Linked DNA regions of Homo sapiens: regions 1, 2, 3 and 5 are each linked to region 4. The links are chromatin loops, found by intact Hi-C in ENCODE. Cell type or tissue: B cell. All regions are shown on one strand.

Region 1 (5,000 bases), 110 kb before region 4:
TTCAAGGGTTACTCCCTGGCTACGCTTTCAACCACTGGGTTGATTATGCTGAGGTTGGGAGGAACTGTGGATGACCTACAACGTAACAAGGAAATATGATGGAATAACAGGGACGGAACTACACACATGTGAGACAGCCCCTAAGAAACTCATAGAAATATCTTGTTGGTATTGTGAAGGGTGAAGATTTCTCGAGATCATGTGTGGCCTCCAGTTTTCATGATTTGAATATTATCGAAAATATGACCTTATTTCTAGCCACTGAAGAGTGATACCCAAAAATATAATTTATATACTACAAGAGTGTTTGCAGCTTATAATCTCCAGGATTCTTTAAACAGAATAGAATACAGAAGCTAAACATAAACATCTATAAAATAAATGGCACCATTCAAGGTATTTGCAAAACTGTAATCAAGCTATATCACGATGGCCTTCATATTTTGTTAGCTCCTCAGCAATGAAATATTAAATTTGGCTAACCAGATGGCCTAATATAGAATTAAATTAAATGATTAAATTTAACCATTTCAATTGACATTCCATTGGGTTCACCACTCTAGAAGAGAGAATCTTGAGGGAAGTGAGGCTGCTGTTTTATAACTTTTCAAATGAGGCAATAAAGCCCATGGGGTTGTCAACTACATATGAAATATGAACTGCTCATAGGCAGCAGAACACAAAACAAAGCTTCCTTATAATAAAAAGAAAAATCACACCCTTGGCTTCCCAGTCATTATTATTACAGCAATTCAATTCACGTAGAAAAAAAATTTTAAAAGAAATTAACAGAAATTTCTAGCCATATGTTTATCATAACATTGAACCACTGTTTCTACTTATTTTCTCTTTTTCTTCTTTTCAGTATATCAGCTGACAGCTAAAATTGGCCTACAAACCCCCTCCCATTTGACTCCTCTCTGACCCAATTCAAGCTCCCCAGTGAGAGAAGCACAGAAGCAAAGCCAGCATTTGGCATTTGTTTACTTCTTTGTGTCTCAGCACAAATGATGATACCACTAGAAAGAGTCCAGGGAATAATATTTCTTTGTTATGGTGCAGCCCGCACACCTGCAGGGTCAGTGCATGCATTGTTTTGTGGTTTTCTCATATGCCAGACCAGATGAGAAAGCAATTCTTGTTATTGCTTTGTGATTCAGTATACCAACCCATTCTAATCCACACACATACACACACACACACACACACACACACACACACACACACAAATGCCAGTTGGAATGTGTGTGCAACTAAGTGCATACTTCAGAACTCTAGGCAACTATTAATTTTTGTGTTTTACATTTTATAGCAGATGTTAATTAGGAAAATTTTTAACTGAGTCAAAAAATGTTAATTGAATTATCATGGGATTACATCGGTAAGTGCTGATTTCACCATTATGCTATGTAAAGTTGCATCCATGAGTAAATTATTCAGAGAATTTTAATGAATTTTCCACTATTCCACAGGACTTTTTCTCCCTAGTTTCTCCTTGTGTAGTTGACCAAATAGAAAAATTTAAGCTGTAACAAGATTATCTGGAAATCTATTAAAAATTAGATAGAAAAGTTGTTAATTTACTCTTCTCATGGTGCATTATATATTTTGGGCATATACAATCTTAGGTGAGTACAAAATTTATTATCCAAAAAACTGAAATTTATATTCAAGCTCAGTAGACATGAAGCAATTATAGTTAATATTCTAAACACATTATAGTAAATAATTTAAGATCCAGCATTTGTATATTTCTGCAGATGATGACATAGTGTTCCATGAGGCCATCGTGATTGTAACACAGGGTATAGTGTAGGATTCCAGAGGGATTTCACAAGCAGAATTCTCCCAATCTTAGCAGGAGTCAAAAATTAAGTTTGGCTCACCTAACAGACTTGAGTCTTATCCACCCATAGATTCTGAACATTTCCTTTATGGGTTTGACTTCTATACTATAAATTGCTTGCTTCTCAGGGATACTGAGAATTAACAGTTGTCGTATTTTTGGCAGTTTGGGAGAGGCACCATGGTATACAGTCTCCTCAAATCTGGCATTCACTGCCAGCACTTATACTGAGCATTTCGTAAACAATGAAACATCTATTTCATTTGCACCACTGTTGGATAATCTCAGGCCTTAGGGACTTCTGGATCACAGATGTGACAGATATCAGATTTCAACAGCCTTTGAAACAAAAATGTTCCTGTACATGGGTAGAAATTCCAACCATGTATTTCTATAATTTCATACAAACATTTTGAAAACGAAGTCACAATTATTTTATTTTGTTAAGAACATTCAATGCCTGTGACATTGTATTTTACTGGGTGTTACTCTATCTTTTCACCATTCTACAGAAAAAAATCATGAGATACAGTTTAGTGTAGCAGCAGGGCACAGGCTTGGCATCAGACTGAGCAAAATTAGTTCTGGGCTGTCACATGTAAGAGGTTTATTAGGGGGAAAGATGCTCAGACTTTCCAAACTGTTAACAATTTTTCTTTATTAATCTGTTTTCCATGCATAACACTTATAAGAGGATGGTTAAATAATATGAAAGCATGTAGCATACTGAAAGCCTATAGTCCACAAAATGTAACGAGTGACATGAATCCAAAAGGAGAATGTGCATGTGTGCATGCGTGCACGTGTCCATGCTGACAGCTACCATTTCTGCATTCAGAGGAGAGAGAGGATTTCCCAGGGAACAGGCACTGTGGCTATCGAAAGCAGGGCCTGCAGCCGAACCTGGAATGCAGAAGTGAGAACAGAGATGGCTAAACTGCTCTGTAGGATGAAGTTTAAAGAAAAGGGGAAGAGTAACCTTTTGTACTCACGCTGTTTATTTAAAATCATTTGTAAAAATGATTTGGCGTCTTCCTGTGAGTGGGCTGGAGGGTCGGGAGTCCCAGGCACTGAAAGAGGCAAGTAGATGAAACAGAAAAGGAAGGCAGCTCTGAATGAGGGCCTGCCCCAGCGACCAGAAGGAGGCCCTTGGCCAAGTGGGTGGAGACAAAATAAATTAATGGTCTTTCTGTGATGAAGTTCAGCAGTGGATTTCAGAAACAATGGTGTCTGATATCTAATTTTACTGATTTTCCCATTCAATAGTATAATGCCTTGCCCCTTATCACCCTCTGGTAGTCAGTAAAGGCTAATCTTCCACTAGTTTCACAGTGTTCTTACATTAATGTAACCTTAGGGTTTAAAGAGAAGTAGTTATGACCATACGGGGACAGGGAAAGGAGTCCAGAGAAGACTAGATCACCAGGAAGATATAGCAATGAGATGGCCAGATGCTACCAGGGAGAACAAGAGCACCTGGGAATACAACCTTCAGCATGACAGGCCACAAACATGATGTGAAAGCAACCTCTGAAATTTTCCAACAATAGTTGAAAAGAAACTGAATTTCTTATGTTTATATCAGAGCGAGACATCATTTTTACATTAAAAAGAAAGATAATCCCCAATTTCAGGAAAACTTCAGGATATTCTAGTTAAAGAAAGCGTTAGTAAATTTAAATTTCAAAAAAATAGCTTGAGTTAGTTCAAAAGTAAAAAACTAAAATTAAGTTGATTTATAAGCCTCATTGGTGTTTATTTAAATATTATTTTTCAAAGGTTAATGATCTACAGTAGCCTAATTGTCCATCAACAGATGAATGGATACAGAAAATGTGGTACATATGCATAATAGAATATTCAACCATACAAAAGAATAAAATTCTCTCATTTGCAACAACATGGATGGAACTCAAGGACATTAAGTTAAGTAAAATAAGCCAGGCACACAGACAAGTTTTGTATGTTCTCACTGATATGTGGGAGCTAAAAATTAAAACAACTGAACTCATGTAGATACAGATTAGAATGATGGTTACCAGCGGCTGGGAAGGGTACCCAGGAACAGGGGGAAAGTGGGGATGGTTAATGGGTATAAAAATATAGTTAGATAGAATGAATAAGATTTGCTATTTGATAGCACAATGGGGCGACTGTAGTCAACTATAATTTATTGACTATTTAAAAATAACTAAGGGAGTGGAACTGGAGTGTTCTTAACACAAAGAAATGATAAATGCTTGAGGTAATGGATGGTATTATTCTAAATTCCCTATAGTGCTACACATTCACTTCTTTTTTTTTTCTTTTTTCTTTTTATTTATTTATTTATTTTTTTTTGAGATGGAGTCTCGCTTTATCACCCAGGCTGGAGTGCAGTGGCATGATCTCGGCTCACTGCAAACTCTGCCTCCCAGGTTCACGCTGTTCTCCTGCCTCAGCCTCCCAAGTAGCTGGGACTACAGGCGCCAGCCACCACACCCAGCTAATTTTTTGTATTTTTAGTGGAGATGGGGTTTCACCGTGTTAGCCAGGATGGTCTCGATCTCCTGACCTCGTGATCCACCCGCCTCGGCCTCCCAAAGTGCTGAGATTACAGGCATGAGACACCACGCCCAGCCACACATTCACTTCTAACTGGGATACCACTTTAATAAAGGTTTGATGTAAAAGTCTTTTCTCAATATTTAACAAGTTAGCACTGAATTTTTGCTGCAAACACACTTTTCACATTTAAAACTTGAGTCCTGGAATATGTCTTGGGGGTCTGTGGGTCATGGAGTCTGACTCTTTTCATTGAGAGTTCATCAGGGAGTTGTTGAAGCTGATACAGTTTGCAGAGATTCCGCACATGCAATATAACACCACCAGTAGAATGACCACGAATGTGCACGAGAAATGCTAGATAATAACTAATCAAACTTCCAAACTGAACAAGCTTTACATTATTTTTTTTGCATCTTCTACATTTCTTACCATGTAACAATCCACACAGTGGGTAAAATATCCAGCAAGTAAAAGAATAAAAGGTACTCTTCAATTTACTGGATATTTTGTACCTTTTTAGAAAGAAAACAAGGTGAGAAAAAAAAATGCCCCAAGGACACTCTAATACTAGCGTAGTAGAGCCTACCAATTACTCGAAATTCACTCT
Region 2 (5,000 bases), 56 kb after region 4:
CCATATGCTGCCGGGTGATGCCTCTTTTTGCCAATATTTCAGGAAGCTATGATTAGCAGCTGAGGAAATGGAGAAATGAGTCATTCTCATATTGCAGAAGTTGAAAAGTGGGAGGAACTCTAGGATAAAGAACTGTGGTGCCTAAAGAGGAATAGAGGACAAAATAGATGCAAATATTAGACAGACAGAAAGTCGCTTAACAGTTTCTCAAGATTATTCAATGCTTTGTTATAAGACAGTATGCTGATCTTCTAAAACTGTGATTCAGAAATTTAAGGCACCATTGTTGGATGGATCCACAGATGGTTTTCAGAAGTTTGTGACTCTTGACCATGCATGCACATTTTCTGAGTGCTTATATTTTTCTGATGAGTGGGTTCATAGCTTTTATCAGATTTTAAAATGAGCTCATGATCTAAAAAGGATTATAAAATACTATTTTTAGCCATCAACATATACACATAATCTAACCCCAGGAAATCAGGTGATCCAGAGTCAGACTCTCATCACACCATATAAGGAAAAAATAATAAATCTGAAGATTCTGCATGTACTATAACATACCTGTTCATCTGTCAGATGTCAAAGCGTTACTTTGAGGGTGAAATCTGTTTAGCACTAAAGACATATGGTGGAATTTCTAAATATCAAATGACCAGGGATCAATGGACTTCTGCTCAGTGGAATCCTTAGTTTGCCTAACTAAGCCAATTACAAAGTAATGATATAATTTATCTCCCCAGCTGTCATTTTATAGCATCATGCTATTTTTCTGATTGGTTTCAAAAGAAGGTCTTCTCAGTCTGCATGCTAAGACAGGAATAATCAGAATCCCTTTTTCCCTGTCTGGCACAAATCACTGCATGACAAAGTAGAGACAGGTGAATGGCTCAGGCCTGGGGTACATGTGTGCCTATCAACTAAATCTAATTATTACTGGGGAAAAGAGAACAGCCTAGTCCTGTGGCCTCCAAATATTTCTGCTTCACCTAGTAGAAAAAAACTGAACATACTCCTATATTGTATATCTGTTTATCAATTATATGGCTTTTATCAATAGCTAATATTTCAAAGCACAATATATATATGAGACAAGGTTCATTGTTAAGCATAATAAATGTAAATCCCTAATTTATTCTTTATTAAACATATATTTAACTAATATATACTGAAAGCCTTTTGAGTGCCGCGTGTTCTAATCACTGAGGACCCAGTGAATGAAATGAAATTGCATGCTCATGGAACATACAGCCTGGTAGAGGAAGAGACCCTGAGTAAAACAAATAAATAAACCGTACAGTTGTGTTACGTGTCAGTGACTGTGATGGAGAAAATCAAAACAGGAAAGAGCATCTGGGTGGGTTTGAGGGGAGAACTGCACTTTTAAATTAAATAGCCCCAGAGAAAGGGCTTGAAGATCTAAAGATGAGGGAACTAACTCTGTAGCTCTTTGTAACTATTTGACATACAGATTCAAGGAGTCCATGTCTGTGTGCATTCTATTAAATAATAGTCAAGCATAATTTCTTTATTTAGATAGCCAATATACAAAAAATTCTAATATCTTCTTCTTGTTCTCTAAACAATCACTTTGGGAACTCCCCTCGGAAGATCACTTATTTAGTCTACACTTAACAAGAGCAATTGCTTTAAACACAATTCTCAGACCTCAGCCATATTATTACAGTTGACTTTTGGAGTCTAACCAGAATTATAAAGTTTGGGTGGCTGTTTTGACAGCCGTGGAGCCCTGTTGTCAATTAACTGTTCAATTCAATCTTGATTTGGTTGCACGGGTGGTTTTACATCATATGGTTTATTTAGCTGTGAACAATTCTCTTAAACGTCCAAAGTCATTTTGTGTTGCTTTATTGCAGGTGAAGAGGGAGGATATATGCACAAAAGCAGTATCTGAACAGCTGGTAGTTAGTTACTCACAGGAAGTGGTAACTTGACAGCTTTCCTTTCCTTTCTGTTGAGTTACATTCATGTAGCATGAGCATTTCCCTTTTTACCAAGAAGAAAGATTTGTTCAGCCTGGTGACGCTTCAGAAGAGAAGAGTTTAACGACATTGATATTTTGAAATATTTTGTGACTCAAATTATAGCAATACGATGAGTTTTCGAGGGAAGGTTTTTAAACGGGAGCCCAGTGAATTTTGGAAGAAGAGACGAACTGTGAGGAGAGTAAACCAAGAAGAAATCCACAGATTTAGTTCTGTAGGTATCCAAATGTCAATGTTTTGCTTTCCATCTTTCCTTCAATCCTTTCTTTCAAAAATGATTAGCTCTACAGTGGTATTCTAGCAGAGGCTGCTGGGTGAAGTCTTATATGGAACAGAAGATTCCATTTGGGTCCTAAATATTCTCTTTTACTTCCATCATTATTTTTGAAGTCACGCTGTTCTCAAACCGCATGTAACTCTTGTAAAATATATTAATAGAGAATTTAATCATTAAAACATTACTATAATATTTGGAATTTAAGGTGATCTTAGTATTATGGTACAAATTAAAATTTCTGAAGAAGTTATTCTCTTTATTAAAGAAAAGCCTCTAATTGCCTAAGGACTCAGTTGATGACATGTATATGGTTGTATTTTTAAAAAATTGTCATTGCTCTATTTTATCATATGCCACTAATTATTTATTTTAAAATTCTTAGAAAGAGCAATCCAAAATATGAAAGAAAAAGTAAATAAGCATTTGATTAATAGAGCCAAGGAGGACTTTAAAAAGTGATACTTTTAAAGGTTTTAAAGGTTAAAAAGATTTGGTTTTGTTTTGCTGTTAAAAATATTTCTGCCTTATTGTTTGCAAACAAAATGAGAGCTTGAAAACCTGTACTTATTACAGAACTTTACAGATCTATAAACTGTAGAATGTATAGAACTTTACAGTTCTATAAACTACTGACAGTTGAATATCAGAGCTGATTGTTAGAGCACTTCAGTGACTTTCATGTAAAGTGAAGGGCCCACTTTGTATGTTAAATGGTTGCGGCAATATTCCTGGGTAGCTTATTTTAGAAGAATGTTCATTTCACATGGTGGATCTGGCTTTGCTTGCCTTTTTCGGAGCAGGGTTTCTCAACCTCAGCGCTATTGTCATTTGGGGTCTGAGAATTCTTTTCTGTGGGGGGCTATCCTGTACCGTGTAGGATGGTTAGCAAATTCCTGGCTTCTATCCATTTAATGCCAGTGGCAATCCCTCCCCAGTTGTGATGACCAAGAACATCTCCAAACATTGCTAAACGTCTCCGGGAGGGTGATCACTGATCACCCATATGAAAACCACAGTTCTAGGGGTGAAAGATCTTTTTGTTCATAGAAACATCTTTAATATAGAAACAGAGATGGCTTTTCAAAAATATTATATATATATATATGCACACACATGCATATATATAGGCTCTTTATAAATATGAATAAGTACGTTGCCTCTCAATGAATAGAGGCCCTCTTTATACTAACAATTAGTTGACGGTAACTTGATATGAATAGAGTTTATTAGAGGTCTGCTCAGAGGGTTGGTACTGTGTTGTTGTTTGTTCAGTTTCTATCTCAGGAGTGTGTGTCTGCCATTGGTGAATACATGCAGTTGAGCCCCTACCCTTGTTCACATTAAATGTAGCTCTAATCTTTCCACTGGGTATTTCATAACTGGAATATGCAGAGTCCTGGACCTGACCTCTTTCTCCCCATTGGTCAGAAATAAGAGCCTGGACCTAACCACTTCCTCCCCACTGGTCAGATATATCTTCCCTACTGACTCCAAAAGAGCCTTGTCAGCCTGTTAAGGAGAATAACTGTTTCAAAATATTGCCTGGTTTGAGATTATTTTTAACTTGAGTCTTGTCCCCAAAACATAATTTCCCTGCTGTATTTATCTCAATGGAATTTAGAAGTAGCATGGATTATGTCACCCTGAGAGTTATTTCTTGTGTCCACTAAAAGAGAAAATGCACAGAAGAACGTGTCTATCTTACCGAGACCACTCATACAGTGTTGGCAAGAGGACAGTCCCCAGAGTCTCACCATATAATGAAGCTAATCACTCTATGAATTATCTTAATTGAATTTGAATGTATTGCTACTGAGTACTATGGGAAGAGCGGCCAGTAAGGACGCGGTATTTTCCCACAGCATTCAGTTAGCAATGCATTCAAATTTAATTAAGATCATTCATACAGTGATTAGCTTTCTTCGACGACAGAAGGCACTGGGGATGTCCGTGCTACAGTTGCCTGCTTTTGGTCTGCCTAAGATAGGCATATCTACTTTCACAGGTTGTCTCTTGTATTGAGTACAGGATTGTTTGATCCATCCTTAAGTATTATCCTGAGATGTGCTTTTCATTTTGGAATCCAAGAAAGTGCAACGAGTAATTAGAGCACTAGGATTTGAAACAGATATCCTGAGGAAGTCGTTCTCCCTGCCGCTCTCACCTGCCATCTATATGACCTTGGGCAAGTTACTTAAATCACTCTGAACCTCAGTTTCCTCTTCTGTAAAATGCTTATAATAATACCTATCCTGCGTTAAGATTGCTTATTAGAATTCAGTTTGGTACTGTGCATTCTGAACAGTTACAAGTGTTGTGTTGTGTAACTTGAACAGTTACAAGTTACAAGTGTTGCCAAAGTTACAAGTGTTGTGTAGTGTTATTAAAACTAAGTAAAATATTTCCATTTCCAAGGACAAGGGAAAAGGGACACTGAAATTGTCTTTCTAGTGCCTTCAGCAGTCGAAGTCACTGGACTACAGGTCACGCTTTTCTCCTGGGAATCTTTTTTTGGTAACAGAACCACCTAGGAGACAGACTTCTGAACTGCATTAAGCTGAGTGCTTGGGGTCCCAGATCTTTCTATGTGTCAATACAGTTTATTTCAGAAATACCATGGTTTTTTTTCTACCCAGTCTAAGCAGAGTTTAGCTGAAACCCACTCACAGCCTCATTGTACCGTGCCCAGCACATTCATCTAAGCTTTCTAAAATCTA
Region 3 (5,000 bases), 660 kb before region 4:
AGGTAGAAATCAAAATACTTGGAAATTCCGCGAGGCCTGGAGACTGCGATCGTCGGATATGAGTGTTTGCTTTCTCCAAGGGTAGGTCCCTTGTTTCATTATTTAGGTTTATATCAGACAAGTGACAGTACAGATTGTGTTCCTTCCTAGATCGTTCCTTGAATGATAAGCAACTTCAGCTCTATTGGTTTCTCCCGAAAAACCTCTACCCCTTTCATATGCAAAGTTGATTGGGTTGGGTAGGATTACTCCTGACACCTTTTGGTCCTTCAAATAACTTTCTCATTTTCTGGGAAAGAAGTCATTAAATGCAGCATTCCAAATGCCATCCCTGTCAAAATAGCTGACAACTAGGGATTATTAACTAGCTCTAATGCAGCATTTACTTTAGAAAACAAATGCTTTGACATGACAGTACAGTTGGGGTTCCCCCCTCCCACTTTAAAGTGTCTGTTCGTAGGATTCTGTGGAAGTCCAGAAGCCAGATACATTTTGGTGAATACGTCTTGGTCTTTTGTGTTGTTGGTTAAATCTACAACAGTACTCTGGAAGCTGATATCTATGTGTGCATGTGTGGGCGAGGATATGTTTTCTTTTCAGAATGTGGAAAGGGTTCGATGTGCTCAAGTGTTAATATCCACAGACACTTGTGCACATGCACAGCTGCAGGGCTGATGTCCCATGGCACTAGTCCATGGTCCACAAAAATGTAATAACCGATGAATGGAACTTAGCTTTCTTCCAGAAGTTACTTTCCCAACCTCATGTCAACTTTGGAGATTTTGCTCTTGGTTGGCACTCTGCTTATTTGAAGTCCTAGTTGAATTTGTCCTCTGCTATGACATTTTAGTCTCAAAAAGTCAAAAGGCAAGACCTGGGAAATTGAAGAGTGATTAAATAAATGGATGAAAGTGAAGGAAAATAAGTTTTAGAATGGGAGCAAATTCAGGGGCAGGTGCAGTGGCTCACGCCTGTAATTCCAGCACTTTGGGAGGCCGAGGTGGGCAGATCACTTGAGGTCAGGAGTTCGAGACCAGCCTGGCCAACATGGTGAAACCCTGTGTGTATTAAAAATACAAAAATTAGCCAGGTGTGGTGGTGCATGTCTGTAATCCCAACTACTTGGGAGGCTGAGGCAGGAGAATCACGTGAACCCAAAAGGTGGAAGTTGCAGTGAGCAGAGATCATGCCACTGCACTCCGGCCTGGGTGACAGAGCTAGACTCCGCCTCAGAAAAAAAAAAAAAGAGAGAGCAAATTCAAAAAGGAAGTTATATATGAGGCAACTATGCATAAAGCAGGGGTTTGATAGATAGAACTACCTGGTTTTATATCTTACATCCATAAAGCCACTCACTGGTTATAAGACCTTCAATAGGTAACAGAAACTGTTTAGCCAAAAATTTTATCATCAGTGAAACGGGTATAATATTACCTACTTCAAAAGTGTGCTGTAAGAACAACATTAGATAATACAGCATTCTGAGCACTCTGGCAAACACATAAGAAGCTCTCAACAAAAGCTATTTTAGGAATCCAATTTATCTGGAGAAGTGTTTTCAACCTGAAGGATAATGTTCATTTGCAGCACAGAATGAAGAATGAAGATTTGTCCAGCAGGTGAGCTGGGTGCTAGTGCTAAAGATCTCTAGTGTTTCTTGAGTAAAAAACTCATGGCAAAGACATATTTATTATTCTGAATGAAGGGTACTGCCACTCTGAGCCAGTACTAACAGCATGTAAACATTTATTCCTAATGCACATGCAATTTAAGTTGGAGGTAAATTTACCCACAAGTTAGCAAGAATACTATTTTCCGGAAAGACTCTCAAGCTATCTGTTTCAAACATGTTAATGGAAAACAAAAGAAATCAAGAAGGAATTTTTCCATTTAACCAGTCATGCTTTTTTCTGTTCTTTTCCTTTTCAGTTGGCAAAAGAGGGATAATGATCTCCTTTCCTGGAAACTCAGGTTGAATTAAGGGATTTACAATGCACAGAAGATGTCATAAATCCTAATGAAAACAGCTGCACATATTCATAAATAATGCATAGCACTCTGAGATCAGTAGCTGTGATTCATTTTTCCCCTAAGTATTATTTTTAAAGGCATACTATTTAAAAGTTAGAGAACCTAAAATTGCAAGATTAAAGTAACGAAAAAAATTCAAAACAAAAATCATCAGCAGATTTTGTCATAGATTTCTACAGGCGTTTTGCTTATTATCCCAAACAACGCATACATCTTCTGTGTCATAAAACAGTTTTGTTTGATTCAATTTTTGAAAGCCAAGTATAGATTCCAAAGTGCGCTACAGACGCTAGGTGGCGCCATGTATCCACCTAGTGTTATGCTGTGTTTCCACAGGCTGAGTTGGCCCGCCCCATCTGAAGCCAGACATTCGTTTTAATAGTTAAATCGATACATTTTATAATGTGAATGGTTGCAGGCATTAAAAAAAATAGGCATTTAAAACTGGTATGTGGAATCTTTAAGTAAATGCTGAGGTTGGCAAAAAAAAAAAAAAAAAATGTATCCTGTGTCTCTAATACCTGCTGTCCCGACCCTAGCAGATAATAGCTTCCTATATAGACTTAATGTTTTCATTGTATTTTCTCCTACCTTAATTCAAAGAGGTGAGTAAGTAGTATTGGGGGCAGGAGAGCTGACAGTTCTGAAATGCTACCTGTAGCCAATTTCTACGTACTTTGCCTCCAACCCACATATGAGACCTACAAGGTAAGAAGAAATGCCAGACCTAAACTCCCTATTACATGGTAAATAACTTAGTAACTAATTTTGTAATTGTGAAAGAAGGAGTAATGAATATAATGGGCTCTAGGGGGGTACCAAGGACAAGGTGGGGGAAATCAATTTGCCCCAGGTGCAGGCAATAAGGAGATGCACTGTCTACAGAGAACTTAAAACCAGTGATAGAACCAACTAGAAATCTGTCTGCTTTTTCTTATCACCATGCACTAGCAGTTGTATACCAGCTTGGGGATAGTGGGGTGGACCAATCATTCCTTCAGTGACTACTGCCTTTGGAATAACACTGACTGAACTACTTTTCTCTTTAGAATTTTCCAGCAAGCAGAAAAATTGAATTTTTTGGAAAGAGGAAAAACTGTTAGGAAAAGGAGAAAGAATTAATATTTTTTTCCCACAAGTAATGTCTGTCCAGGACTTTACACACCTATGTTATCTCATTAATCCTCAACAACAACCCCAGACTCAGAAAGGTTCAGCAACATATTCCAGGTCTTACAGCCACTAACCAGTAGAGCCAGGATTCTAATAAATCTTTACTTCCTGTAAGTCTCATATCTATCTCAGGTTTTTGTCTATCTCAGGTTTTTGACTGGTTAATATCAGGTTCTGAGTGGTAAATCTCAGGTTTTTGAGTGGTTAATGTCATAGCCTTTGACATTTAATAAATACAAAACTTTGGATAAGCTATGTAACCTTACTCACTTTGGTATCCTTGGTTGTGATGTGGGATAATAATAGTACCCATCAGTGAGGACTGTAGGGAACACACCTACAATGATGCAGGCATGCTCCGAGCCCAGTCCTGGCACATGGTAAGCACATGAGAGGTGACAAAAATGGCACATCATGTTCATTATGCAAACTTCACCTAAGAACCCTGAATAACTTTTTGTCCCTTCCAGATGGTAAAGAAAGCTGGAGTACGTACTTCTGCTACTTCACACCTGTAGCTCTGGTGGTGAAGTTGATAACTCTGACCTCGGATGCTGAAGAGAGGGACACACACAGGTACCAGCGACAGCAGAGTTAGATAACAGGCATCCTCAGAGTCCACTGGGCCCAATCCCCACCCTTATTTGTCAATTGGTTCAAGACTTCTTTGAGAACATCTTCTTGCTTATTATACCCTCCTTGCTCTGACAGAATAAATGACAAGGTTGTTGGCGGCAGGCATGAGCTTGTTTTGTTTTATTCCACTCTATAATGGAGTTACTGAGAGACTGATCATGGAACTTCTGGACTTGAAAAAGTGACCCACAAATATTCTGCTGCCTAAAGTATGTAAAAGTTAATAAGCACGCAATGGCTAAATAATATGTAAATTACTTAGCCCATACTTCAGCTAAGTTGTAAAGAGTTATGACCCTCTGAATTCTTTGTATTAAAGTAGAAAGGAAATAATTCCAACATTTCATTTTACATATTCCTTGATTCAGCTACTATTTAAAAGTAATAATAAATTTTATTTTCCACCTTAGATATGACATTAATTAAAGCTCATAGAGAGTGCCATAAAGAACTAAAGCCTAACATTTTTATAAAACAATTTGACAGGACCATATAAAGCACACATAAGATAATGCTTTTTATATATTTTTTGCACTTGCATTGTTTTAATGCAACTAGGCTATAGTACTTGGTAATAGATCCACTTAGCCACTGACATTCTTATTTGTAACATGAATTTATTCCACATTTCACAGGGCTAGATCCAAATTCTTTGGTAAATATCATTTTTATAACAAATAAGCATAATTTCTTTGTAGCATAATTTCTTTTTAACATAATCTTTGTTAACATAGCACTTTATTTTACAATTTGAAGTTAGTACAGAGAAACACTTCTCAAACATAATGCTGATGTTGTACTGTGAACTTAGGGGGGTGTTCCAAGACCTCCTCTTAGGGTTTTTCATGTTTGGAAATATATGTAAGGTTGACATGTATGCAGAAGGAAGTAAATAATAAGAGCCAATTTTAATATGTGTTGCACAGCCTGAAAGAAGCTGTGTGGTGGTGAGAAGCTGTGTGTTAATGAGTTCAGATTTTGTTGGTTCTGTTCTGTGTGTTGTTTCTGCTTTTCTTCCATTTCCATCATGTGGTGTAATCATGAGCATACAATAAAATCAGCTGTGTAAAGGTACAAATGGCATGGAAAACATGTTCTCAGTTCAGGTCTGATAGGAGAATCTGGAATATCACAGAATCTCAAAAAAGAAAAAAAGAAAA
Region 4 (5,000 bases):
CATATTTTGAAGATGGCTTTTCTCCTCTTCTGAATTCACCAATGATTGAAATCATGTCCTTACATTGCTGAGAGGTGGTTTGATGGCCCATGGAGAATAGAAAGTTGTTTGCCATTATCCATGTATATGGGATAACAGTGGTAATCTGCTGTACTTGAAGCATAAAATCACCATTTTGACTCCTAGAGATTTGTAGGGTTTTTGTGGCAGCTGTACTACTCTGATGGAAGTACAAATTCTATCTATCTCATGACAAAAAGGTTTTTTTCCAAAGAGAACATGAGGTCTCATTTCTCAGTTAACTTTCAAATTGCCTCTAATATATCTAATGACCTCTTTTCTAAAATTAGTTTCATGAAGGGGTTGATTGATTTTAGGCTCTTTATAGATTTAATTTAATGTTCATTCTCCATTGTATTATTGCCCAGCATGAGTCAAGACAATCATACTTATGATTAGAGAAATAAAGCAAGGCCTTTGGGGGCCAAGTATAGAACTACCTTATCCCTGAGCTGGGAGGCTGAGCCACACGTGGACTGAATTGCTGATGGACAAACTCTAATGGCTTTTTTAATGCAAAAAATGCATTCTGGAAGCAGGAAGCTGCTGGGAGAGCCTGCTCTGAAATTGCATCAGCACACTCTTCACATCCTTGGTTCTGTCTTAGGAAAACAAATGCTCTCTGAATTATTAAGCCGACATGTGGCTTCATGCCTAGAGCACAGGTGCTTGAGTCAGAAGGATGTCAATTCAAACACAGCTCCCCCATTTCTTAAGGCTAGCTCTGTGGCTCTGGGAAGTTATTTAACCTCTCTGAGCTTCCAGTTTCTCAACTTCAAAATAAGGATGCACTAGTTTCCTAGGGCCACCATAACAAATGAGCATAACTTAAGTGGCTTATGACAACAATAGATATTTATTCTTACAGGCCAGAAGTCCAAAATCAAGTCAGCAGGGCCACACTCCCTCTAAAAGTTCTAGGGGCAAATCCTGCCTTGCCTCCTCCAGTTTCTGGTGGCTCCAAGAATGCCTTGGCCTGTGGCCACACAACTCCAGTCTCTGCCTTCGTCTTCATATGTCTTTCCCACCTTTTCTTCCTTTTCTCTCTGTGTCTTTTCCTCTGCTATCTCATAAGAACACTTTTCATTGGATTTACGGCCAGCTTAAATAATCCAAGAGGATTTCATCTTGAAAGGCTTAACTCATCTGCAAAGAGCCTTTTTCCAAATAAGGTCACATTCATGAGTTCCAGTGATTGGGATATGGGCATATCTTTGGGGGAGCCACTTTGCAACCCACTGCAAGGAATGATCATGATACTTACATCACAGACAAAACGAAACGAGAAAATGCTGAGCACATACGACACAGTCAAGAAATGTTATCATCATTTTATGATAACTATCTCCTTAGTTTGTCATTATCATGTTTATTAACATTTTGATAGACCTAACTACATTTAACATAACAGTGAGCTCTATTATGATTGGACCTGTAGAGCAGATGTAAAACTCCAATTGCCACTGAACAAGTCACACAGAGAAAAGATGGCCTCTTTCCCCAAAGCAGCTTGGGAGTCACTGGCCTTATTTTATCAGTGTAAATGCACATTATGGACTTTAAAGAGACAATATTTCTTGTGGTTTAAGAGATAGGATGGCCATTAGGGATCAGGGATGCTAATGAAACATCAACAATGTTACCTTGTAAAATTTTGAACAAATACTACTATTAGATAAAACTTTTAATTTGAAACTAAAAGAAGTGAAGCGTATGTCTGTGTTTTAGATTTGCCTTTTTTGAACAAAAGGTTCATTCAGTCAAACATGAAGTCAACACACTCAGGAAAGTGTCAGGATTTCCAGATTGTGGGTCTTTCTTCTGATTCGAGTTGCATCAGCCACGGTTCTAAGGAGAATTCTACTCCCAAGATCAGCATTCTAGTGGAATCATAAAAGGTCCCACACCACCATCAGTGAACTTAGGATCTCCATGGGGATGTTTACCCAAAACTCAAACTGAAAAATGTAACCTTCCAGCCAGGCACGGTGGCTTACACCTGTAATCCCAGCACTTTGAGAAGCCGAGGCAGATGCATACTTGAGTCCAGGAGTTCAAGACCAGCCTGGGCAACATGGTGAAATCCTGCCTCTACTAAAAATACAAACATTAGCCAGGTGTGGTGGTACACACATAGTCCCAGCTACTCGGGAGGCTGAGGTGGGAGCATCACTTGAGCTCAGGAAGTCGAAGCTGCAGTGAGCTGAGATCATGCCACTGCACTCCAGCCTGGTGATAAAGTGAGACCCTGTCTCTAAAATAGAATAAAATAAAAATAAAAATGTAACCTTCAAATTCCTTCCCATTCTCAAATAGAGATGGAATTTGTCACTCTCAGAATTTACCCTGGTCATTTCTCGGTTCTTGCTGTCTGCCCCAAGACAGACCACACTGATGTGGTTCATACCAGTTCTGCAGTGTTGAGCGACCAACAACATTCTGTGGGTGACGAGATGCCACCTGCTGGCTTTTTTCTTTCTGCATATGTGGATGTTTACACCTGCCCGATCATGCAAGACAGACCACACTGATGTGGTTCATACCAATTCTGCAGTGTTGAGCATCCAACAACATTCCAGACTGTTTCTGGAAGCTGTGGGTGACGAGATGCCAGCTGCTGGCTTTTTTCTTTCTGCATATGTGGATGTTTACACCTGCCTGCCCATGCAACTAGCTCCTCGTGGCATGGCGTGGCCATTGTCTCACTATGATGAGGAGTCACTGAGACATTTTCTGTCTCCAAATATTCTCATCAGTTAACAGTTAAAGAGAGCTGAAGAGCTGACTAAATCTCAACTACTGAGGCCAAAGAAATGTATGACTTATCTATCAATAAAGGACCCTAAGAGGTGGAATCAGGCTTACATCTATGTAAACTCACTGAGAAAGCCGTGTTGTCATTGCTGTTCTTGGTCTGTGCCTGCTTTTATTCAGCATGCCACTTGGTAATGGAAACTTGAAGAAATGATACTACAAATAAGTGATATTGAGGATGACAGTCTGTTCATTTTTAAAGGGCAAAATGGCAAAAAGGATGCATTTGTCCTTTCAGACCTCTTCTCACAATGGACAGCAGGGGGCAGTGCTAATATAGGGAGAGTTTAGCATCAGGTAAACAAGTGGTATCGGCCTTCAAAAGTCAGATGCCTTCGTGAGCCACATAGCCTTTCACATTTGAAATACTCTAACTCACTTTTCCTCCCAAGTGTCATTTATTCATCCTTCACGGCCCAGGTCAAATAGCTTAGACTCTGAGAAGCCATATGGAATCCCCCTGACTGAATTACGCTCCCTCTCTCTTGGCTATGGGTTGCTTATGTGTGTCGCCTTACCATCTCCCCCCAGATTCACATGTTGAAATCCTAACTCCTTAGACGGTGGTATTAGGAGGTGGGGCCTTATGGAAGATGGTTAGGTCATGAGGGCAGAGCCCTCAGGAGTGGGATTAGTGCCCTTACGAAACAGGCTCAAGGGAGCTCATTTGCTCCTCCTACCATGTGAGGACAAACCAAGGAGATGCCATCTGTGAACCAGGAGGCAGGCCCTCACAGACACCACACCTGCCGACGCCTCGATCATGGACTTCCTGCCTCCAGAACTGTGTGAAATTAATTTTTGTTGTTTATAAACCACCCAGGTTATGGTATTTATTATAGCAGCCTGCATGGACTAAGACACTGCCCTTCCACAGTATTGCAAATAAAACTCTATTATAGAAAGTCTGTTGTATACTGGCCAGGCACAGTGGCTCATACCTGTAATCCCAGCACTTTGGGAGGCTGAGGCGGGTGGATCACAAGGTCAGGAGATCAAGACCATCCTGGCTAACATGGTAAAACCCCATCTCTACTAAATACACAAAAATTAGCCAGGCATGGTGGCGGGCACCTGTAGTCCCAGCTACTTGGGAGGCTGAGGCAGGAGAATGGCGTAAACCCGGGAGGCGGAGCTTGCAGTGAGCTGAGATCAAGCCACTGCACTCCAGCCTGGGTGGCAGAGCGAGACTCCGTCTCAAAAAAAAAAAAAAAAAAGGTCTGTTGTATATTGTTGTGTAGCTCTTTTCATTCATGACTTACCAAAGTCCCGAGCACCTACCTGCTAGTTCATCTATGTACTTACTGATAAATGCATATACCCTGAATGTGGCCAGACTACTGCTACTATTTCTACTATTAGTAGCTAACCAGTCACTTTAAAGTACTGATAAAATATCACTGCCCATAATAATGTTTGGCATCCCACTGTTGACACAAAACAGCACTAAGCCACTTCATAGTTTAACTCCAATTAACACATCATTAGCCAGATTAACACAATAGCTTCTAGTGATTAATTTTTTTTCTTTTTGAGATGGAGTCTCACTCTTGCCTAGGCTACAGTGCAGTGGCACGATCTCGGCTCACTGCAACCTCTGCGTCCTCAGTTCAAGCGATCCTCCTGCCTCAGCCTCCCGAGTAGCTGGGATTACAGGCGTAAGCCACCATGCTCAGCTAATTTTTGTATTTTTAGTACAGACGAGGTTTCACCAGGCCAGACTGGTCTCGAACTCCTGACTCCAAGTGATTCTCCTGTCTCAGGCTCCCAAAGTGCTGGGATTACAGGCATGAGCCACCCGGCCTGATTTTCTTTCTAGTAGTAGCCTATGACCTGTTTCGGGCAACCTTTCTCTGAGGGAAAGACACAGAAGCATGGCTGGCTCGTAGAGTCACTACTGTCAATCCCTTTTTCCCGCCCTACTGTTGGCGTAGACACCTTGGAGACATTGTGAACGTGTTGAAATTCTCCAGGCCTTCTCACAGGATTGGCACCAATTGCTTTCAATGAATTACGAACAGGAAATGCTCAAAACAATACAATTGTTTCTTCCTTTGCTAGAGAACTCAACTTTCACTCTTCCGCATGTGGAAAGCACAATTCCACGAATGACTGTAATAAATAGA
Region 5 (5,000 bases), 72 kb after region 4:
ATTGCTGTAAATACCAAAGGGCATCATATACTTAAGCTGAAGAACTCTTAGAGACATAAACAATGAACCAAATCTAAGGCAGACGTAAGAGCTTCCTGAAAGGGTTTTACTGTACATTTTGTTTCGTTTGCTACATTTGATACCTACACACTCAATAGGGAGGAAAAACAGGTTTCAGAATAAGCCAACTGTTTCAGACTTGAAGGCCTGTGGGGGCAGTTGGTAATATAAAAGTAATATGCTGCAGGGTAAGATAAAGACTACTGAGGCCTACAGCTGAATTGGAGAGAAATACCATGACTTAAAGACATTCAAAGCCAATTAAAAAGAAAATAAATGTGGGTGGCAAACCAAACATCTGGAACGTGCATTTGCCTTTTGAGCTGTCAATCTAAATCTTTGGAATTAACCTTTGCCTGGGAAATAAGGAATTAGAACTTAAAATAAGTCTAAATAGAATAATATCAAAAGGCAATGATTCCAGAAAGTCTTTTTTTCCACTCCCCAAGTCATGCCATAGCATCTCTGAATTTTCTTCCTCAAAATACTCAATGTCTCACAGCTCTTTCATTAAATATGTTCGTCAACTGAATTTCTTTTCTCCAAACATTGTGTGGGGTATTTCTTTTTTACTAAACTAGCCATCTTTCTGGAAGGACCTTCTAGACAGAATATTCACCTGGCATTACCCTTAGTTTCCTTAAGCATTTGTGAAGTGAGCTGGGTTTTTTTTTCTAATGTAGAAAGTATATGATGACCCTTGCCTTTGGCCCACTATGTTCACATTTGTTTTATTTTTTATATTTGGAAAATTATCAAAATATATATTGACTGCTACTTTGAAAAGCCCATTAGCATTTATTAAAATGTCAATGAAAGTTCCTAGGGCCTTATCAGAAGAGATCTTCCAAAGAAAGCCTTAGGAGTCAAAGCTAACTCTGTGTACTTTGCAGAATGAGGAAGGGTGGCATGTGTGAGTGTGGGGAAGGAAGAGTTTGGTGGGGAAGTATCTGTTGATGTCACTTACGTGAAAAAGAAAAATAATAATTTTTTTCACTTATGGGATCACTTTAGCGTTCAAATTTTGTAGGAACCACTCAAGCTTCTAGGAGCCCCAAAATAACCCAGAGGACCACCGCTTTTCACTTAGGTTGCATAAATGCTTCATCAAAAGGGTTAGAGGATGCAGATTGTGTTTTTGGTTTTCTGTTTTGGATTTTGTTGTGTTTTGCGGCGAGGGAGGGTCCACTTTTCTCACCTTATGAGTTCTGTACAATTGGAACAAACACATCAACCCTATAATGAAACTGTCACATTTCTCCCTCTATTTTATTTTTATTTTTGGCACTATGAGGGGCTTCTTTGAGGGGAGCACATTCCCTCTTGGCTTCAGGAATCTAATGCAATGTGATTATCGGGCTATTTTTTCACTTATCCATTTTCATCACACTGCATCCATAATAGTCCTGTCGTTCAGTTCTATTAGAAAATGACCTAGCTTGTCTCTGTAGAGACAAAGAGGCTCAGAGCCAAGCAATTAATCCTGACACAGGATCCATGTGTTCGTGACAACCAAGAGTGCCTGTGATACTTTCATTGCTAACAAGGTGCCAACATTTTTAAATAGACCCAACAGAACTCATGAGGAAGTATCTAATTCAGAAGAAATGATGATAATCATCATAATACCGTAGCAAGTAAGCAGAAGGTCTTTCTTCATGTTGACAAAGATAAAATTTACATAAACATCTATTCTGTGGATGTGATAGGGCTGGGTATCATGAGCCTTGGGGACTCAATAAGAACAGCTTGAATTTCTGAGGGAGATATCAGGTATTTTAGGATTTTCTCATATTATTTCAAATCTGGAAATAATAGGTGTGTGGCTTTGCCCTAAATTCCTGGAGTCTCTGTGACTGCATTGGAAGGATTGTGCAGTGTTAAAGCCTCAATGATAACTAAGAGATGAAATCCAACCAGGCATAGAAAAGGGAGATGGTGTATGTCAGTGATTAATACCATATTTTCTTTTTCTACAGCAAGAAAAGCCTAGGCTTCTCGAGCCTTTGGATTATGAGACTGTCATTGAAGAACTTGAAAAGACCTACCGGAATGATCCTCTTCAAGATCTCTTGTTCTTCCCCAGTGATGACTTTTCAGTAAGTCTTCTCTTCTCAAGCCATTTAGATTCAGGAGGGCCCTACACATTGGGTCATTGTCTTTCCCTGTAGATTCAGAGAGTCCAGGCCTCCCTGTGGCCACCCTACATCTCAGTCTCTGCAGCAGGAGTTCACATCCTATAATAGAAAGTACCCCAGGGCCCCCTCAAGTTGAAAGATTGGAGGCTGAGTGAGTCAGTGGCCACTGGGGACTGGGAGGAGGCCCAGGACACTGCCCGGTTCCAGCTGGCACTCGTGTGCCTGCCAATGTCTGGGTTTCTAACCACTGCCTTACCTGGACTCACAGAGCACTTCCTCCCTCAGCCATTTCTAACTGAAAGCTTCCAAGCAACTGAAACCAACCAATGGCAAAGACAGGACTCCATTAGCACAAAAGATGCAGTTCTTAAAAATCACCCTTAATCTTGGTTTGTCTTTCATAAGGAGATACTGACACCTGGGGGCAAAGAAAGGTAGGCTAGAACATCTTCATGGAGAGATTGGCGGTCTCAGATAGTCCCCTTTAGGACAATGCACACTACCACACAGACAGCCTCTGAGGATAGTAGAGATAATGAATGAAAAGGAAATTCGCTTTGGAGACAAACACAAAGTTGTGGATGGTGAGCACCCACATGTTCCAAACATAAAATACTGTTACCTTGTGGTCTTAAATGTTTTTAAATTGTGATCTAATATCTAACTGTCAAACAGAGATCTCAATGGGCAGCTATTAAACTTTCCTGTCTCTTCCTAAAAGAAAGGTGGTCTCAGACATCACAAACTTCAACATCTTAAGGCAAATAAAAAGGCAGCTGAAGGGTATCCCTGTGAAACAGCCATTGTCCATGCAAACCTCTATCAGGGAGCATGGGTCTCAGTGCCCACACATTCCTCAAGCAGCCTCAAACTTCCATTTTCTCTCTTACTTTGAGGGCAGGTCTGGCTTCTGGCTTTTAAAGAGTTTTTTTTTTTTTCACCTTCCTCCATGGATTCATGAAAAAGAAGGTATATGGAAGTTAATGATTTTCTGTTTCAAGTGTGAAGAATCATGGAAAAAAGGAGACAGATTTGTAAACAGAAAGAAAGAAACTCTTCCAATGTTTTTCAAAATTTTAAACGGCTTCCACTTGAGTGCTGGCACATTTTGAGAGAGACTTATCTCGTGCAGAGATCTCATTTCCGTGGTTGGACTAGGCCACTGGAAGTTGAACTGCAAGCATAAAGTTAAACCGCATTTTTTTAAATTCCACATCCTCATTTTCATTTTTCAGACTGAAGATTAACCTGATGAACAGTCTTTTTCTTTCTTTCTTTCTTCTTTCTTTCTTTTTTTTTTTTTTTTTTTACCGAGTGTCACTCTGTCACCCAGGCTGAAGTGCAGTGCCATATTCTTGGCTCACTGCAACCTCCTCCACCTCCTGGGTTCAGGTGATTCTCCTGCCTCAGCCTCCCAAGTAGCTGGGATTACAGGTGCATGCCACCACACCCGGCTAATTTTTGTAATTTTAGTAGAGATGGGGTTTTGCCATGTTGGCCATGCTGGTCTTGAACTCATGACCTCAAGTGATCCACCCATCTCGGCCTCACAGAGTGCTGGGATTACAGGGGTGAGCCACCACGTCCAGCCTTGAACAGCCTCTTTATGTCAAACACCACCAAAAATCATGAATCCAGGAGCATCTTTTCTCCTAGTTATGTCCTTCAAAAATATGTCAAATGCTACTTCAAGGCCTCCCAGCTCAAAAAGAGAGTGGAGGATGCAGGTAGATGGGCTGTAAAGTTTTGGCATCTTCCCATGCTCATTTAAATTGAGGAGTGTCTCTGATTACTCCTTGATCTTTATCATTCTTGGCAGCGTAACAGACAATACAAGAATAACTCTTTGTTTTTCCAGTGTGAACATTCCAATAAATACACTGAACTATTTTATTCCATGGCTGCTTAAAACCCTTCTGTGGCTCCCCCACTGCCTTCAAAATGAAGTGCAATCACCTCGGCATGACCCAATGCCTGCTTCGAGATGTGGTCCTTGCCCATTTCTCAAAGCCATAGCCTACCCTCTCCCACCCCATCCCGGCCCATCATACACCGTCACCCTCATTCCCAACTGGGGTAAAAGATCAGCACAGTTCCAAACATACTATTCTATAACACACCCCAAACCATTTCCTTCCTTTATTCATTCAGCAAATACATGATGTATAATACTGAATACTGGGCATTATTTGATGAATGGAGACAGGAGTGATTAGACAGAAATCACCTGGGGTTCTAAGGGAGCTTACCTTTTGGTGGGTTTACTTATTAAAGATTTACTTATTCCAAACAAAAAGGTAAACCAATTAATTTACCAGATAATTCAGATAAAGACCAATTCTATGAGGAAAATAAAACTAGGCAGAATCTGATGATAGAATCTGAGTAGGGTAAGAGCTGTGTTGGTCTAGGTGACCAGGGACAAGCCTCTCTAAGAAGGCGACATTTAAGCTGAGTTCTGAGTTCTCAAGAAGGATCAGCCATGCTGGGGAAAGCATGTTTCAGGCTAAAGGGGTAGCTGGTGCAAAGGCCCTGAAGAGCTCCAAGATTGGAGATTGGTATGGCTGGACAGGATAAGGCGTTTGCATCTTATTCTAACTATAGGCAAGGGCAAGTCACAGGAGTGTTTCAAGAAGGAAAACAAATGACTGAGTGTGGATTCCTAAATATTAAAAGTTCATCTGGGCTCTGTGTGGAAAACACAAAACAAGGCCTAGACAAAGTGGGGAGTGTGATCCAAAGAATCATTTCCAATTAATCTCTGCCCAAGAGATTTTCAATGCTACCTAATCCTTACTATCA

Evidence for each region. Peaks named below come from ENCODE experiments on the same cell type or tissue, not always from the same donor. Only the 100,000 strongest peaks of a DNase experiment are listed, where the experiment ranks them.
Region 1: a loop joins it to region 4, with 2.2 times the contacts of the local background. A loop is called at or near these places in 9 of 110 quality-filtered maps.
Region 2: it touches region 4 in a loop (4-fold over the local background); 22 of 110 quality-filtered maps call a loop at or near these places.
Region 3: it touches region 4 in a loop (18-fold over the local background); 19 of 110 quality-filtered maps call a loop at or near these places.
Region 5: a loop joins it to region 4, with 14 times the contacts of the local background. A loop is called at or near these places in 22 of 110 quality-filtered maps.

What each region holds. Positions count from the first base shown.
Region 1 is chr2:225,110,636-225,115,635 of GRCh38, reverse strand. No RefSeq gene overlaps it. Among named protein-coding and RNA genes, the nearest start is that of DOCK10, 71 kb to the right of the region's middle. In B cell, no CTCF peak of the experiment used is centred here; a DNase peak (open chromatin) is centred at 2,755; H3K27ac peaks cover 423 bases.
Region 2 is chr2:224,944,067-224,949,066 of GRCh38, reverse strand. The region is part of intron 1 of DOCK10 (dedicator of cytokinesis 10); the gene reads left to right. Among named protein-coding and RNA genes, the nearest start is that of MIR4439, 64 kb to the left of the region's middle. RefSeq lists an enhancer at 4,956-5,000. In B cell, no CTCF peak of the experiment used is centred here; DNase peaks (open chromatin) are centred at 76, 1,946 and 4,196; H3K4me3 peaks cover 3,505 bases; H3K27ac peaks cover 4,801 bases.
Region 3 is chr2:225,657,973-225,662,972 of GRCh38, reverse strand. The region is part of intron 7 of NYAP2 (neuronal tyrosine-phosphorylated phosphoinositide-3-kinase adaptor 2); the gene reads right to left. Among named protein-coding and RNA genes, the nearest start is that of NYAP2, 260 kb to the right of the region's middle. In B cell, CTCF peaks have their summits at 2,131 and 2,330 (motif pointing right); a DNase peak (open chromatin) is centred at 2,332.
Region 4 is chr2:225,000,381-225,005,380 of GRCh38, reverse strand. All of the region lies in intron 1 of DOCK10 (dedicator of cytokinesis 10), which reads left to right. Among named protein-coding and RNA genes, the nearest start is that of MIR4439, 7.7 kb to the left of the region's middle. In B cell, CTCF peaks have their summits at 2,899 and 3,101 (motif pointing right); DNase peaks (open chromatin) are centred at 2,540 and 3,140; H3K27ac peaks cover 332 bases.
Region 5 is chr2:224,928,708-224,933,707 of GRCh38, reverse strand. It overlaps DOCK10 (dedicator of cytokinesis 10), which reads left to right. Exons shown (of 56, transcript NM_014689.3): 2 at 2,040-2,159. Among named protein-coding and RNA genes, the nearest start is that of MIR4439, 79 kb to the left of the region's middle. In B cell, CTCF peaks have their summits at 2,418 and 2,627 (motif pointing left); DNase peaks (open chromatin) are centred at 2,597 and 3,350; H3K27ac peaks cover 3,366 bases.